Linked DNA regions of Homo sapiens: region 2 is linked to region 1. A link is a loop called in an ENCODE intact Hi-C map of the cell type or tissue named here. Cell type or tissue: ascending aorta. All regions are shown on one strand.

Evidence for each region. Peaks named below come from ENCODE experiments on the same cell type or tissue, not always from the same donor. Only the 100,000 strongest peaks of a DNase experiment are listed, where the experiment ranks them.
Region 2: it touches region 1 in a loop (2.6-fold over the local background); 2 of 110 quality-filtered maps call a loop at or near these places.

The regions. Positions count from the first base shown.
Region 1 is chr1:183,314,367-183,322,366 of GRCh38, reverse strand. All of the region lies in intron 1 of NMNAT2 (nicotinamide nucleotide adenylyltransferase 2), which reads left to right. Among named protein-coding and RNA genes, the nearest start is that of NMNAT2, 100 kb to the left of the region's middle. In ascending aorta, a CTCF peak has its summit at 3,653 (motif pointing right); a DNase peak (open chromatin) is centred at 3,716; H3K27ac peaks cover 3,350 bases.
Region 2 is chr1:182,612,118-182,620,117 of GRCh38, reverse strand. LINC01686 (long intergenic non-protein coding RNA 1686) reads right to left here and starts at 4,978. Exons shown (of 1, transcript NR_036490.1): 1 at 3,489-4,978. RefSeq lists enhancers at 3,231-3,778, 3,776-3,885, 3,779-4,327, 4,356-5,253. In ascending aorta, no CTCF peak of the experiment used is centred here; DNase peaks (open chromatin) are centred at 2,037, 3,697, 4,297, 4,937 and 2 weaker places; H3K4me3 peaks cover 2,639 bases; H3K27ac peaks cover 5,325 bases.

The DNA of each region.
Region 1 (8,000 bases):
CCCCCATACCCAGGTCTGACAGCCTGGGACCATACACACCTGAACGTATTCTCCCTTAAAGGAAATCACAGTCAAATGACATGATCTCTCACATTTGCAACCCTTGTGAATCCAGAAACCCATGTAATTCAGACTCAGAGGGGTGTCACGTTCAGGAAAGTCTGTTCAGTCTTTACTTATAATTTAAAAGGAATTCGGTGTTTAATGTGAGGGTTATTAAAGGCATCCAAATATCTAGCCCAGGCTGGGTGCGGTGGCTCATGTCTATAATCCTAGCATTTTGGGAAGCCAAGGCTGGAGGATCACTTGAGCCCAGGTGTTCCAAACCAGCCTGAGTAGCAAAGTGAGACCCTGTCTCTACAAAAAAAAAAAAATTTTAAATTAGCCAAATGTGGTGGAACATGCCTGTGGCTCCAGTTATTCAGGAAGCTGAGGTGGGAGGTTCGCTTGAGCCCAGGAGGTCGAGGCTGCAGTGAGCTGTGATCGCACCACTGCACTCCAGCCTGGGTGACAAATCGAGACCCTGTCTCAAAACAAAAACAAAACAAAACAAAACAAAAACCAAAAATCTAGTCCAAGTAACATTAAGTAACATATTTGTTTCTTTTTCTTCCTTTTTTTTTTCTTTTTTTTGAGATGGAGTCTCACTCTGTTGCCCAGGCTGAAGTGCAGTGGCACAATCTTGCAATCTCTACCTCCCAGGTTCAAGCTATTCTCCTACCTCAACCTCTGGAGCAGCTGGGATTACAGGTACATGCCACCATACCCAGCTAATTTTTGTATTTTTAGTAGAGATGGGGTTTCACTATGTTGGCCAGGCTGGTCTTGAACTCCTGACCTCAAGTAGATCCACCTGCCTCGGCCTCCCAAAGTGCTGGGATTACAGGTGTGAGCCACCGCGCCTGGCCAAATATTTCTGTTTCCATTCAAATACCTTACAGACTAAAGCTGCTCTGGCACTACCATTCTCAAACCTCTTTCTCTTTCATCTAAATAAACTCCTTTCCTACCCTAGCCTCTGAGGCTTCCTCTGGTCCTGCTTTTCTTTCTCTCTTAGCCCTTTATTATGTATATGGTTTGGGCTTCATGAACATAATAAAGGAAAGAGTAAAGGAAAATAGAAGGGAGGAATTTATCCTTTTTGTATGTGGGGAAAGACGTTTATGAAATTGAGTTGAAATTAAAGGATTCCGTCTGGTGGGACGAAGGAATGGGCTTTTTCACTTCAGCACACACATGTAGGTGGAATTACACTTCTGTAATCGAATTGCAACTGCCCCTAAATCTTGCAGTATTGTTCTTATTAAACCAATTTTATAGAGGAGAAACCTAAGGTTCAGATATGAGGCCATCTACCCCAAGCCACATAACTTTAAAAAGACACAGAAAGGACTAGAATTGCTTGCCAAAGTGGCTGAGAAATCAAATTTGCCAGTGAAAGAAATAAAAAGGGATGACTTCTCTCTCTTTCTTCTCTTCTGTTCACCAATCTCCCCTACTTCCCTTTTGGCAACAGCAGGACAGAGGCAGTTCCACTGTTTGGTAAGGAAAGAAACAAAGAACTGTGACCTGCTTGGCTCCTAGTTTCTTTATCTGTAAAATGAAGAGGTTAGGACAGATGACTTTAGATCAACTTCTGTGAATGTTGGTGTAACCCAGGTAAAACATAGCTGTCTCGTGACCCAGTCCTAACATCATGATGTACTCAGAGAAACAACTGTCAGGTATCCAAAAAGTAATTCACAAAGAAATTTTATTTATTCTTGAGATGGAGTCTCGCTCTGTCGCCCAGGCTGGAGTGCAGTTGATCTTGGCTCACTACAACCTCTGCCTCCTGGGTTTAAGCGATTCTCCTGCCTCAGCCTCCCGAGTAGCTGGCATTACAGGCACCCGCCACCACACCTGGCTCATTTTTTGTATTTTTAGTAGAGACAGGGGTTTCACCACGTTGGCCAGGCTGGTCTTGAACTCCTGACCTCAGGGCGATCTGCCCACCTTGGCCTCCCAAAGTGCTGGGATTACAGGCGTGAGCCACCGTGCCTGGCCAGAAATTTTAATCTCTGCCAAAATCTCTCAAAGAATACCAAAAGGATGTTCAACTCAAACTAGAGCAGCACTTCAAAAACTTTATCTTTCTCTGTATATTTCACATATACTACCTCTGAAATACTATCACCTCTCTCCTCATTCCTAACAATTCTCTCTAAGCCCAGAAGATTCTCATCTTGTTTCTCCTCTCATCTCATCCTCAGGATCTATTTATTTCTCCTTCATCAGGAACTCAGAGTTAATTTTTAGAGGAAATCAATTCACCTTGTCTGGTTTCACTCAGTTCGCTCCTTTCCCTTTACCCTAGTTCAGCCAGAGAGACAGCAGCTATCCCAGAATTCCCCGCCATGGGCAGAGAAGGGGAGAGGCTGTTAATAGTGGTGAATAAATGACTTTCCTACCATAATGAGATAAGTCCAGAAAAACGGGAATGAGAGGATGGGAACTGCAGATGCTCAAAGACACGGCAGATCATGGAAAACTCCCTCCCAGGGTCATCTTAAGTTGCATCCCACTCTCAACCCCACAGCTATGGAAGTTCCCCAATTTCTGACTCTTGTCAGATGGAGGAGGAATATCCTGCCGGTTTCCCTGCTGAGGACACATAGAATAGTGGAAACCAAAAAATAAAGGAAGAGAGAAAGAGAGAGGGGAAGAGAGAGAGAGAGGCAGAGGAGAAGAAGGAAAGAAGGAAGAAAGGAAGGAGGGAAGAAACCAAGGATGGCACTGTCACCATGGCAAGTGGAAGCTGAAGGCAGGCCTGGCCTTGGCCAGAGGCGCTGCTGAGAAGGGAAGGATGACCAAGAGTGTCCCAGCCTGCTTGTGACTCTCCTGCTGCCTCTGAGAGAGCTGGCTCAACCTCGAGAACATTGGGGCAGTTCTTGGGTTTTCTAAACAGTGGCATATATCATCTCACTTAAACTTTACAACTGCTTGGAAATGTAGGCACTGTGCTGAAGTGATCTTTTTATAAGTCATTCTCTGGTGTTTATAAGTCTGACTGGTGTGTAAATGCCTCCAGGGCAGGACTTTCATTTTCTAAATTCTTGTATTCCTGGCACTCAGCACGGGTACACAGTAGGTGCTCGATGTTGGCAGAATGGAAGTAACCGGAGCAGATTTTTTGGGGTGAGTCAACTGAGCCCCCAGCCAGTTTCCAGTGGAGTCAGGACTGGGCTCAGCAATCTTGACTTCTACTTCAGCATAGCTTCTGCTGCAGCACAGTGGTAGGTAGTGTGTATGTGGGGGTATGGGGCATGCACACGCCTGTGTCCCCACAAGACAGTAGCATTGCAATGAGGAGAATGCAGGGGCTCTGAGTCCCTATATGATTCCCATTTCTGCCCTTATAAGCAAGTCCTTAACTTCTCATCTATAAATTGTGCTTAATGATACCACCTCCAATAGAGCTGATGTGATGATTCAATAAATAATAACAACAAAATAATGATGTTAAAAATCCATAGCTGGCTTGTACTTCTTTGCCCTTGGCTCTTTCCTGCCCCAGGCTCCCAGGCCCCAAACCTCTGCTCCTGTATCGGATTTTAGGGAGTTCAGCAAAGGTAGAAGTAGAGGTCAGCAGTTTGGGACTTGTTTGATGTGTGTCTCTACAAGCTCTCAGCAGATGGAGCCCGTGGCCTCTGGCTCAAGGCAGGAAGGACTGAGGGTTTTTCCCAGGGAGAGCAGGGTTGTGCAATGATTCTGTCCTGGCCTCCCTAAACCCTCCCTTCTCAGTTCTAGAAACTCTCTGCCCTCAGAAATTCCTCCCCCATCGTCCTGTTTGGGGGATTTCCTTTCTCAAGGCAAACACAATGAATCTCTCTCTGGTTTTGGAAATCCAAAACTGGCCAGGAAAAAATCTTGCAGAGCTGCCCTGACTTCCGAGCACAGAACTCAAGTCATTCCTCCCCACCTGTGGGCCATCACCTCCGCAGTCCCTCTCCTCCCATCCCAAAGACAGAGCCCCATTTCCTCATCTGGCCTGGACTTTTTCTCTAACAGACTGTAGCCTGCAGACAGGCAAGAGGACTTCAGGCTGGGGCACAGAAGTCCCAGTGACACAAAAGTGAGAGGAGGTCTTAGGATCCAGGGCTCAGGCCATGTCACTGGGGTCCCAGGGCCTGCTGGGGAGGTGAGGCAGAGACTTCGCTAGCCTAGGCCGGATGTCTGGGAGTCGAAGCCCAATTTCCCACTGTGTCAGTGGAACTCAGAGCTTCCATAGGGCCATGAGCTTACCTCTGCCCTTAGAATAACTGTTTGTGAAGGCTATAGAACAGTGCCCAGAACATAATAGACACTCAGACGTTTTGGCTATTACAGCTCCTTTAACACTGTATTGTGTTTGTCTGTTTGTGTATTTGTGTCTCACAGTGGGTGCACCACCTGTGACTCTAGTGCTCAGCATAGAATCCAGCCCATAGTGGATGCTAATTTAAATATTTTTTTCTTTTGGACACTGGTCAAGAATCTTTGAATAGCCCCTGTCATTAATCTGGGTAGAAGCCTTTCCCTCTGCTAGTGTCAAAAGCCCTGGGGTTAATAGACTTGGGTGGGGGTTCATGAATCCACTTCCAGCCCTTGGGGTTATCTTAGGCAGTCTCTGGGCCTTCACTTCTTGGCCAGTAAAATGAGAGGAAAACAGAGTCAACTCTAAAAGTCTTCTCGGCTTCCAAAGACTGGCAAGAGGTGACTTGATTGTAGGTGATGAGGGAGTGGGTAAGAGAGTACATAGAAATCCATGGGTCAAGGCCAGGCATGGTGGCTCATGCCTATAATCCCAGCACTTTGGGAGGTTCAGGCAGGAGGATAGCTGGAGCCCAGCAGTTCCAGACCAGCCTGGGCAACATGGTGGTGAGACCTCATCTCCACACACACAAAAAATATTTTAAATTAGCTGAACATGGTGGCTGAATGCCAGCTACTTGAGAGGCTGAGGCAAGAGGATCGCTTGAGCCCAGCAGGATCACTTGAGCCAGGAGGTAGCCACTGTACTTCAGCCTGGGTGACAGACCCTGTCTCAAAAAAGGAAAAAGAAAAAATCCATCAGTCAGGCTCAGGGTATGCTGGAGGATGTGGGCTGAAATACGGGGGGATGAAACTGAGCCTACTTTCTGGGATAAAACGGCTGACCAGCCAGGCCCACCCCACTCTGAGGCTGCCACTTTTGAGGTATGACCCGACGGTTCCCATTTAGAAGAGTCTACTCCACTTTGACACAGGTTACTGGAATTCCCATTTTAGAGACATTCTTCTGGGGAGAGACATTGGGGGCTCTTATTAAAATGTATGTGGATCAGGTAACATTTATCAAATGTGCACAGGTCTAGTGATTAGTAGTGTCTGACTACTAGGTAACAACTAGCTGAGGGCATGGGGGATGGAGATCTGGAACACAGGCATGCCAAGGATGCTGACTTAGAGTCCCAAAATGCAGGACCGGAGGAAAACACCTCAATTTCTATAAGTGGAAAGAAGGGGAATCAGATAAAGGGTTATTTCCAACACATTTTACCTAGTGAATAATATTCCCTATGGCAAGCTCTGCTTACGTTCACTTACCCAATGAATCAATGTTTGCTGAGTATCAACAATATAGAAGGAGCCCTGGTAAGGGCTGTGGGGGAGGAGCTGAGGAAGGCAGCAAGCTGGATGAGACACAGTGCCTGCCCTCCAGAGGGAAGTAAAGTGCCCAGTCCCTCAGGCCCCCGTGCCTGGACAGCTCAGGGGACCGAGGTGCCTGGTGGGGGGCTGGCGAGCCCTGGCTCTGCAGCTGGTACTGCAGCAGCCCAGGAAGAAATCCAGGGCTGCCGTTTGACTCAGCATCTGATCTCCACAGACATGAAAGAAAATGGGTCAGAAAGAATGTGTATGGGGAGGTGAGGGGGCATGGATTTTGCTCTCTTTTCAAGCTGGAGGGCCTGCAGGAGACAGAGGGGCCAGCCCTCTCCTCTTAGCTCCCCACCCCACAGAGCAGCCATTTATGTCAGGGAGGAGTTGGGGGCAACAGACCCTGGGTGACACAGACACTGAGCCCTGCCACCCTTTCCCTCTTCATTGTTCGCATGGCTCTCCATGACCTGTGCCAAAATGAATTCCAGATTCCAGGGAGGAAGTCCCTGGGAACTGGAGCACTCAGGGTCAGTGGGGACTCTGGGCCTGTGATGTCACCTCCATTCCCAAGGAGAGCATGCCTCGCTGCCTCAAACATCCTGATGTGCAGAGGATGTCAGGGATGGACAGAAACAGCCCAAGAACAGAGGTCCTGGCTGACTCCTCTCCCAAGGTGGGTGTTTGATTTTTAGTAATTAAGGAGAAAAAGCTCTAAGAATCAAAAATTAAAGACTTTTGTTATTCTAAATTTGTTGGTTTTTTAGTTCATGGGCTACTCATTTTATTTTTTTATTTTTTTACTTTAAGTTCTGTGGTACATGTGCAGAAAGTGCAGGTTTATTACATAGATATACACGTGCCATGGTGGTTTGCTGCACCCATCAACCTGTCATCTACATTAGGCATTCTTTGCTTTTTTTTTTTTTTTTTACACGGAGTCTGCTTTGTTGCCCAGGCTGGAGTGCAGTGGCATGACCTCGGCTCACTGCAACCTCGGCCTCCCAGGTTCGAGCAATTCTCTGCCTCAGCCTCCTGTGTAGCTGGGATTATAGGTGCCCACGACCATGCCCGGCTAATTTTTGTATTTTTAGTAGAGACGGGGTTTTACCATCTTGGCCAGGCTGGTCTTGAACCCCTGACTTCCTGATCCACCCGCCTCGGCCTCCCAAAGCTACTCATATTTTAAAAGTAGTTTGGATATGATGTCTTTAATTTGGATTGAATTACACACACACACACACACAAGCGCACACACACAACTTGACCTCTGTGTATTGTACCTTGTGAAGGAATTCAAGACTTGTTATTGCACATGTTACCGACATGCGTGATACATTTTTGAGTGTTCACCAATGTGGAAATACTTTGTCAGTGGTGAACTTAGTGCTATTCTTTATTTTGTTAAAACAACTGAGATATCAATTGACCCTTTAAAAATATGTGTGAAAGTATTTTATTCCTATCTGTGTGTCTGCCCCGAGTGATTTCAGAATCAGCTATCGACAGCCATCACAGCATGACGGATGGCCAAGTGAATATTTGCCTCTATTTTTTCCCCATATTTTTGTTGAGATAGACCAATGATCAGAATGACAAGAGAAAAAATCTGATTGGTTTAATATTAAGATGGGGTGTTAAACTTTTGATTTTTGAAATCTGCATGAGCTGATGTTAGAAACGTACTTTCGCAAAACTAGCATATACAAAGTGTACGACTTTTTCCCCCATAAGTTACTACACTTGTATGAGAGCAATTTACCTTTAGGCTGGGAATTCTTAGGTTTGTTTGCTTGTTTGCTTGTTGTTTGTTTGTTGGTTGGTTTGTCTTTAAAGATGGAGTCTCACTTTGTTGCCCAGGCCTGAGTGCAGTGGTGCCATCATAGCTTACTGTAATTTCAAACTCCTGGGCTCAAGGAAGGCTCCTGCCTCAGCTTCTTGAGTAGCTGAGATTATACGTATGAGCCACCATGTCCAGTGAATTATTATCTTTAAGGTGTCTGCACTTTTACATATGCATACACTGTAGTTCAGCAAAAGGCTGTGCACACCATGAGTGCTTGTTGAGTATTGTCAAATGTCTAGTTGATAAGGAGGAGCTAGAAACAGAGAAATGCCATAGCCAAGGCTGCTCTGCCCCTGACCTGGTTATGCCTTCCAGTTTAACCCAACAAACAGTAACTGAGCATCAGTTGGGTGCCAGACACTGGACAAGATGCTGGGGATGCAAAGAAGAATAAAGCACAGGACTGACCTGGAGCTGCTCCCAAGAAAATGGGATCAAACTTATTACAGTGGCATGTATGGACTTGTGGAAGGACAGATCATTCCAGCTCTGAAAGTCA
Region 2 (8,000 bases), 700 kb after region 1:
GTTTCACTCGTTACCCAGGCTGGAGTGCAATGGCGTGATCTCGGCTCACCGCAACCTCCACCTCCCAGGTTCAAGAGATACTCCTGCCTCAGCCTCCCGAGTAGCTGGGATTAGAGGCATGCGCCACTGTGCCTGGCTAATTTTATATTTTTTAGTAGAAATGGGGTTTCTCCATGTTGGTCAGGCTGGTCTCGAACTCCCGACCTCAAGTGATCCACCCACCTCGGCCTCCCAAAGTGCTGGGATTACAGGCGTGAGCCACCGTGCCCAGCTTTATCCTTTAATTTTCTAATTTATTATTTCCAATGTCCCTTTTTTTCTGACTTTCTGAAAGATTTCCTCAACATTGTTTTTGAACACTTCTGTTGATTTTTTTGGTATCACATTTTTAATTCCCAAGAGGTTATAATTTTTCTCTGTTTCTTAGAAAACAAAATTCTGTTCTTGTTTTATAGTTGCAATATTTTCTCTTATTTCCCTGAAGCTATGAATGATGGGTTTTGGTTTGTTTTAATTTGTTTCCTTTCTATTCTGTTTCCTGAATTGTTTCTGTTTCTCTTGGGTTCCCTTTTATTGTTTACTTTAGTCTCTTTCTTTCAAGTTGAGGGCTTTGCTCTAAGGTCTGGTGATCCTTGATTGTTCACTCATATTTAAAACCAAGGCAATAAGAGTGTGACTGAGAGCTCTGTGTGTATGAACAGGACTTTTACAGCAACTCACTGTTTTTTTCCATAGGGAAGCCCAAATGTCAGCATCTGGTCTCTTCTCTGGAGTGGTTTGATCTCTCCACTGGAAAGAGATTCTCCTGGGGCTGGGACATGAAGGAATAAATAGCTTCTGGATTATTAAAGCAGAAGTGGCCTGGGTCTGTTTTCCAGGGCATCCCTGCGGACTCAGCGAGAAGCTAGAGAGGATTGGCTGAGAGGGCAAGGGGTCCATAGACAGCACTGCAAGAGGTTCACACAGACCAAGAGAAATAACCGAGCAGCAGAGAGTCATCAGACTCAAGCAACATGTAGACAGGGATTGGCTATCTCAGCAGAAACCTGAGTGGACACAAGACCAAACACCAGAGGATCACTCACACCCACTATTTGGTACCTTGGCATTGTATAAAGCCTCATAATCTTGGTATCACTCATGGAGAGGTACCTTGGGAAGGTCTGATTTCTTATTTGTTTGTTTTGTTGCCTAACAGTCTGCACAAGGAAAACTCTGAGAAATCAAGTTAAGCTATAGGAAATAGAAAAAATAGTTTGTGGACTGAGATTCATAACTGGTATGCACTATTTGCATATAAACAAATGCCAAGTGTATAAAATAACAATGACATTAAATAAATTCCTAGGCTCCAAATGCAGGAATTCTGAATAGGCTTCTTAGGCTCCCTGGCTGCCCTCAGCCTCTCCATTCTGGGTCTAGGTTGTATCTCTCATTGGAGGAGGCTGAAGAATGCTTCTACTTGCATCTCTGTAGTCATATATCATCTGGGAATCACCAACTCTACAATGGGAAAGCTAAATAAATGCAGCTGAAACTGTTGACATCTCTGGAGAGAATTTCAATCTTTTAGTTTAGGAATCACACATGTGATATACATAGGCATGCACACGTGAACTGGGTTCTTAACTCTAGCCATCACGGGAAAGATGGGGGAATCAAGCTCACTTTCTTCCCAATCCCTGCCCACGGGTCTCTAGGCAGGGCCCCACTGCCTCTGGAGATGCAACCACAGTCCTAAACAGGAATCCAGGGCAGGAGTCTGACAGTTCCAGAAAGGCAGGGTGAAAAAGAGAGATGAATTCAGAGCAGTGAGGCACACAGGAAGATGCTGAAAGGGACTGGACTCTCTCCTGAGCGCTGGTGAGAAGCAGCCCTCGCTCCCCTCCTCCATCTCCCTGAAAGCCCCAGCGCTGAGACAGTGTGTCACCATTATTTTCAGCAATTCTGCTAAGTTGTGTCTCAGAGAAGGGAAAGAAAAATCTCCAGAGGTTTGCATGTTTGATTCACACCTAACACAGCAGCTGTCTGCTGCCAGGAGAAACACTTCTGTGTAGATTTCCAGCAGCAGCCGGAGACAATCCTAAACCTTATTGCCAGTTTGCCTGCCGTGTTTTCTCAGGTCTTGGGGAAAAGTGTGAATGATGTAATGCCACTCCCCACTACTTGCTAGAAATGACTCAGGCACTGGCACTTTGGGGAAAAATAGAAACCTGATCCAGGGGAGGGCACATAGCAAGAGGGGGCAGCAACCTCTCCACCACAACCAGAGGCGATATGTTTCTCTCTTCATAGGTGCACACAGATTGCAGTTCAATAATACTTTATGCTTATCTCAAAGGGGCTTAAACAGTGCCTCATTAAAATCTCATGGCAGCCTCATGATGTATACTAAAGACTCTGCTCCATATTGCAATGAGAGAAACCTAGTCCTGAAAGGTTGGCTGGGGTAGCCCGCATTTAACCAGTAATAGAAAGGCCCAGAAATCCATATTTGTTTTTACTGCCTCTATCTCTCCTCTTTTTCCTCATTCTTTTTGACCAGATTACCCCTTTTAAAGGACTGATTTATTACTACACCACTAAGTATATGCATGCAACCTGATTAATAAAAGCCAAGAAAAAAATCATATTCACAATACAAATGTCTTAGGGGATGATCTTTTTATCAAGCAGTAATTTTTTCACTTTATAAGATGATTCACCTGGGAATCCATTAATGGTGAACTTCCTTGGTATATTTAAATATTGATTTATAGATTGCTGCTTGCCAAGAAAAGTAAGGAAGTGGGGGCAATAAAACTTTAAGCTAAAGTGCCTGATTGTCAATGAGAGCTGAAGAGCAGGTGGAGATTAACAATGGTTTTTGAAATGATGATGTAATCCAATCAGTATAGAATCAATTCACAAACATTCAGCTCACATATGTGTTTGTGTAAAGTGAGCCTTACCTGTAGCAGTGTAAACCCGTAGGTGTAGAACCTCAGAGGACCTTTATGGAAGCTATGAGGGATAAAGGTCAGCGGGGTGGAGGAGTCTGCCTTGACACGGGAGGAACCAAGTGGCCTCACAGAGCTCATCTACCTGGGAGGTTGGGACGGCTGCAGTGGTCAGGGTATCAGGAGGGGTCTGTAGGTGGTGGGCAGGGTCAGGGGCTGTAGAGACCGTGGTCATAAATTCAGATGGAGTGTCCCCTCTCCCCACATGTCATGGCTGGGATTTTGGAGCAGGGATCACTTCTGTGCTGATAACTTTTTGCCTTTCCCCTTAGGAGGCAGTGTGTGCTCCCCAGAGCATTACAAACCTGAGTTCAAATTTGGGCTCCACCCCTTCTTACACCGGAGAACCTGGACAAGATTCCTAACCTCTCTAAGCCTTTAGATTATGCATTTGAAAATGGGGAGAGTAATTAACTACCTTGCAAGGGCTAGCCTCAGAAATGAAGGCTTATTTCTGTGGTAGATTTGCATATAAACAGGCACTCAAAATTAGTAGCTACTATTTTTTATTGGAAGAGAGGCTGAAATGCTATCAGGAGGGGAGAGAAAAGGCTGCACCAGCCAAACTGGGTCGTGTGTGTTTGATGGGATTTCAACAGCGTGGATGAATTGTAAGTCCCCCTCCCCACCAAGCCCTCCCCCTCCGCTGTGCTCAGGTCTGTATGCTCAGCAGCACTGGGAATGGTGCCAGAGGCTGCGCGTTTGCCCAGTACAGCTTGGAGTTTTGCATCAGAAGCAGCGGGGTGCCAATTAGGCACACTCTGGAGGTGGTGATGCAATGCAAAGAAATGGGGTGGTGGAGAATCCGCTGTGGGGTCCGCGGTGGCTGCCGCATCCGGTTTAGGGGCGGCAGAGCCAGCGGGGTGTCTGGGGAGTTCCAGCGTTGGTTGTGGAGTAGGATGTGGTGTCTAGCTTTCAGCAGTAGCACCTGTTTGGTCCTCATCAAAGTGGTTTAGAGGAGGGACTTTTGGCTGCGGAGCCTCCCTTTGTTCTTGTCTGTATTCTGAGACATCCTGATAATTCTGTGGGTTACCCCAAACTCTTAACAAAGTTTTTTCTCTTTAAGTCAGAGAGAGTCCATTTCTGCCCTTATGAACAGAAACTCCAACCCAAACCATCTTACTGAAAGTAGTTCTTCCTTTTACTCAATTCCTTTATGGGATGAATCTCCACTGACAATTATTTTACCAATTTGAAACTTGTTCATGATCTTTCTTCGCTTCCAGAATGCAAGCTACTTGAGGGACCTCGTCTGCTGTCGTCACCATGCCTTTCCCTGCCAGGCTCCTAGGAGCTGCTTGGCGGCGGGTAGTGGTTAAGCCCACAGAGGCTGGGGCCAGACTGCCTGGCTTTGAATGGTGGCTCTACAATTGTGAGATTAACAGCCCCTACTTAAGGTTGTGGGAATTAAACCAGTTAATACACGTAAAGAGCGCCAGGCACGTACTGTTTATGAATGGATGCACTTAGCAGAAATTCAGTTGAGAATAACGGTTGTTTTTCAGGATTTTAAGATCTTTGTCCCATCACCTCCACCCCCACACTCTGGGAGCGATCCTTTCCCAAGGGTCAGGCTGAAAGTTTGCCAGATTGGAATTTCGGGTCTGCTGGGTCACAGAGCCAAGGGCCCAGTCTTCAAGGTGATCTCCACTTCGGAGCACTTTATGCCGCCCACGTTTTGTTCTATAACAATCCCAAACTGGCCCTCCGAGCCTGGGAAGTCGAGTTTCTCCGAAACCACTGAGTCCTGGAGAGCCCCGCGGCCTCCCGCCCTTTCTCCGCAGCCTGAGAGGGCCAGTGGGGCCGCCGCTGCTTCCTGGAAGAGCTTCGCCTTCCGGAGCCGCAGGCCGCGGAGCTCACAAGAGCTTCGGAGCAGGGCATCTCGCGCGGACAGGGCTGGCGATGGGCAGCCGACCAAAACGCCGCGTTCCTGGTGACTGCTTTTCCCTGGCAGGCACGCGTTCGCTGCTCCGCGGCCGCGGCTCTTCCGGGGCCGAGGGCTGCGGCGCGTGAGCCGACGTCTGTGTCCTGCGCAAGCTGCTGATGGTGCCACAGAGCCCGGGGCGGCGAGCCGCGGATATTTGCTGCTCTATTTTAAGATTCTCTGTCCTGTCTGTTTCCGAGCAGTTGTCACTTGGTCAGAGGAAAGGGAAAGCGGGGGTGGAGACAGTGAGGCCCGAGCCTCGGGCGCTTATTACTTCCAGCTGGGTGGAAATTCCCATCCCTCGGAGAAGACAAGCGTGGCCCCTCTCCTCCCGCTCCTCCCACTCCTCCGCCCCCTCCCCCAAAACTGAGTGAGTCAATTCGTCGCTGGTCAGGGCAAGTCTCGCTCATTTTAATAACAAAAATAAGGATAATGCCGCACTATTTGCACAGCATCTCAGACTTTTCAGAGCACTTAAGCACTTTTCAAACACTTTCCTTTTATTTTATTTTATTTTTTTTTTGGAGACGGAGCCTCCGCTCTGTCGCCCAGGCTGGAGTGCGGTGGCGCGATCTCGGCTCACTGCAATCTCCGCCTCCCGGGTTCAAGCGATTCTCCTGCCTCAGCCTCCCGAGTAGCTGGGATTACAGGCGCACGACACCACGCCCGGCCATTTTTTTTTTTTTTGTATTTTAGTAGAGAGCGGGTTTCACCGTGTTGCCCAGGCTGGTGTTGAACTCTGGAGCTCAGGCGGTCCGCTCGCCTCGGCCTCCCAAAGTGCTAAGGTTACAGGCTTGAGCCACCGCGCCCGGCCTCAAAACACTTTTCTCCACTTATTGGCCAAGACACATTATTACTCCCTGTTTGCAAGTGAGAAAACAGAGGCACAGAGAGGTTAGTGTTTGGACATGGTCACACAGCCAGTTAATCATATGACCACAGAGGCTGGATCTCCTGAGTTTTAAACTGAGCTGTCATTCAGTCCATAGCCATTTATTGTCTTTCCTCCCAGGCACGGCGCCTTTCCTGTGCTCGCTCATGAGCTTCTGTGTTATGAAGAATGAAGCATCAAAGGGTAGTGTATGGTTAACTCTGGCGTCTTCCCACTCCGGTGGCTTATTAATTCTCAAGGACAGCCTCATAGGAGAGGATATTCAGGCATGCAAGCAGTTATTGAGTGCCTACTGTGTGCAGCTACTGTACTTTTACACAGCCTATGGGAGAAAGTTTCTTAGCACATAATTACAATGAAATGTGATTAAGTTGTTGATAATGCACAATATTAGGGAAATAGAGAAAGAGGTAATCCATGTTGTCACGGGGCAGCCTTTAAAGCGTTTCCCCCAACTTTTTATTATACAGATTTTCAGGCATGCAGAATAGTTGAAAGATTGTTATAATGACTACCACTTCAATTCAACCAGTATAGATATGTAGATGGATAGAGAGATAGATATAGATACTGCCCCAGAAGCAAAAGTTTTTCTCTGATCTTCTCTTGCCCTCCTGTCTCAGTCTCATTGTCCCACAAGGCAAGCCATAGGAACTAGGAACTAGAATTCCCCTTCTCCAAGGCAGCCGTATAAACCAGAACCCCCTTTTCCCAAAGTCAGCCATGAAACCTAAAATCATTACTCTAATTTTCTCTTCATCTTTCTGTGTAAAAACTGACCATAAAGAAATGATCTGTTCTACGTTGTTCCAGAGAGGGTCCTGCCCCACATCCAGAAGGAAGGTGTGAAAAGAAAATATCTTGGGCCCCTTCAAGCTGGGAACCGCTCAGGGCCTCCCATTCTATTCAGAGTCATCCCTCTGCTCACAGAGATAACAAAGATAGATGCATATTCTGATTGTCTCCTTTGGAAAGACTTATCAGAAACTCAAAAGAATGCAGCCATCTGTCTGTCAGCTACCTGTGACCTGGAAGGTAGGGGGCTTGGTTTGAGTTGTCTCCATCTTTCTGGATAGAGCTAATGTACTTCTTACATATATTGATTGGTGTCTCATGTCTCCCTAAAATGTATAAAACCAAGCTGTGCCCCGGCCACCTTGGGCACATGTCATCAGGACTTCCTGAGGTTGTGTCACAGGCTGGCCCTCAAACTTGGCAAAATAAACTTTCTGGACTGAGAGCTGTCTCAGATTTTCTGGGTTCACAGAGGAATGCATGCTCAGAGAGGCCAAGAAGAATCCAGACAGGCAGGCCTTGCTTGGTTTCCCCACTCAGTCTATTAGCATTAGATCATACCCTTTTTGTTCAATCATATTTCTACATGGCTGTCCATACTTTGTTGTACCCAACCATAAAAATGGACAATTTCCCCTGTGTCTTTGGGTCTTCATTTTGAAGGTTCATGTGTACTCACATTAAATAAATTTGTGTGACTTTTATCCTATTAATCAATCTGCCTCATGTCAGTGATTTTCAGTGAACCTCCAGGGAACCAAAGGCCTTGTCCTCCATAAGATGAAGAGAGTGGCCCCAGGGTCAAAGGCTGCTGAGAGCCACAGTACCTAGACCCTCTTTAAACTGCACCTAGGCAGCTAAAGTTCCTTTCCTCTGCCCCCTCTAACCCCTCCCAAGATGTGAAGGCTAGACTGAACTGTAAGAGAAGGTAAACATTCATTTTGGGAATCCTCTTGGAGCTGGGAATGTGAGCATTTCAGAACTCAGAGCAGGAAAGAACTTTTTGTAACTGTGGGAGCTGGGGATGGAGGAAGTCTGCAGAATGCGTAGCTAACTGCATGGACAGTCAGATGACCCAGTACCAAATCATGGCACGAGCCTTCCATCTCTTCCTCCATTAAGCTCTCTATGCTTCAGTTTCCCCGTCTGTAAAACAATGGTCAGAGGACCTTCTTCAGAGGTTAGTGTGAGGATTAAATGAGACGAGGACTGTAAGAGCCATAAATGTAGAGCACAGTGGAAGTGTGCACACCAGTTGTTAGTGACTATCATTGTGTTTACTGCAGCCAGGGTGTTTGGGACGCCTGGGGACTTGGATCCAGAAAGTTCCCCTGTGGTCACATTTGGAGCAGCACTACAGCTAGATGGCTGGCGGAGGAGGTGTGGCTCA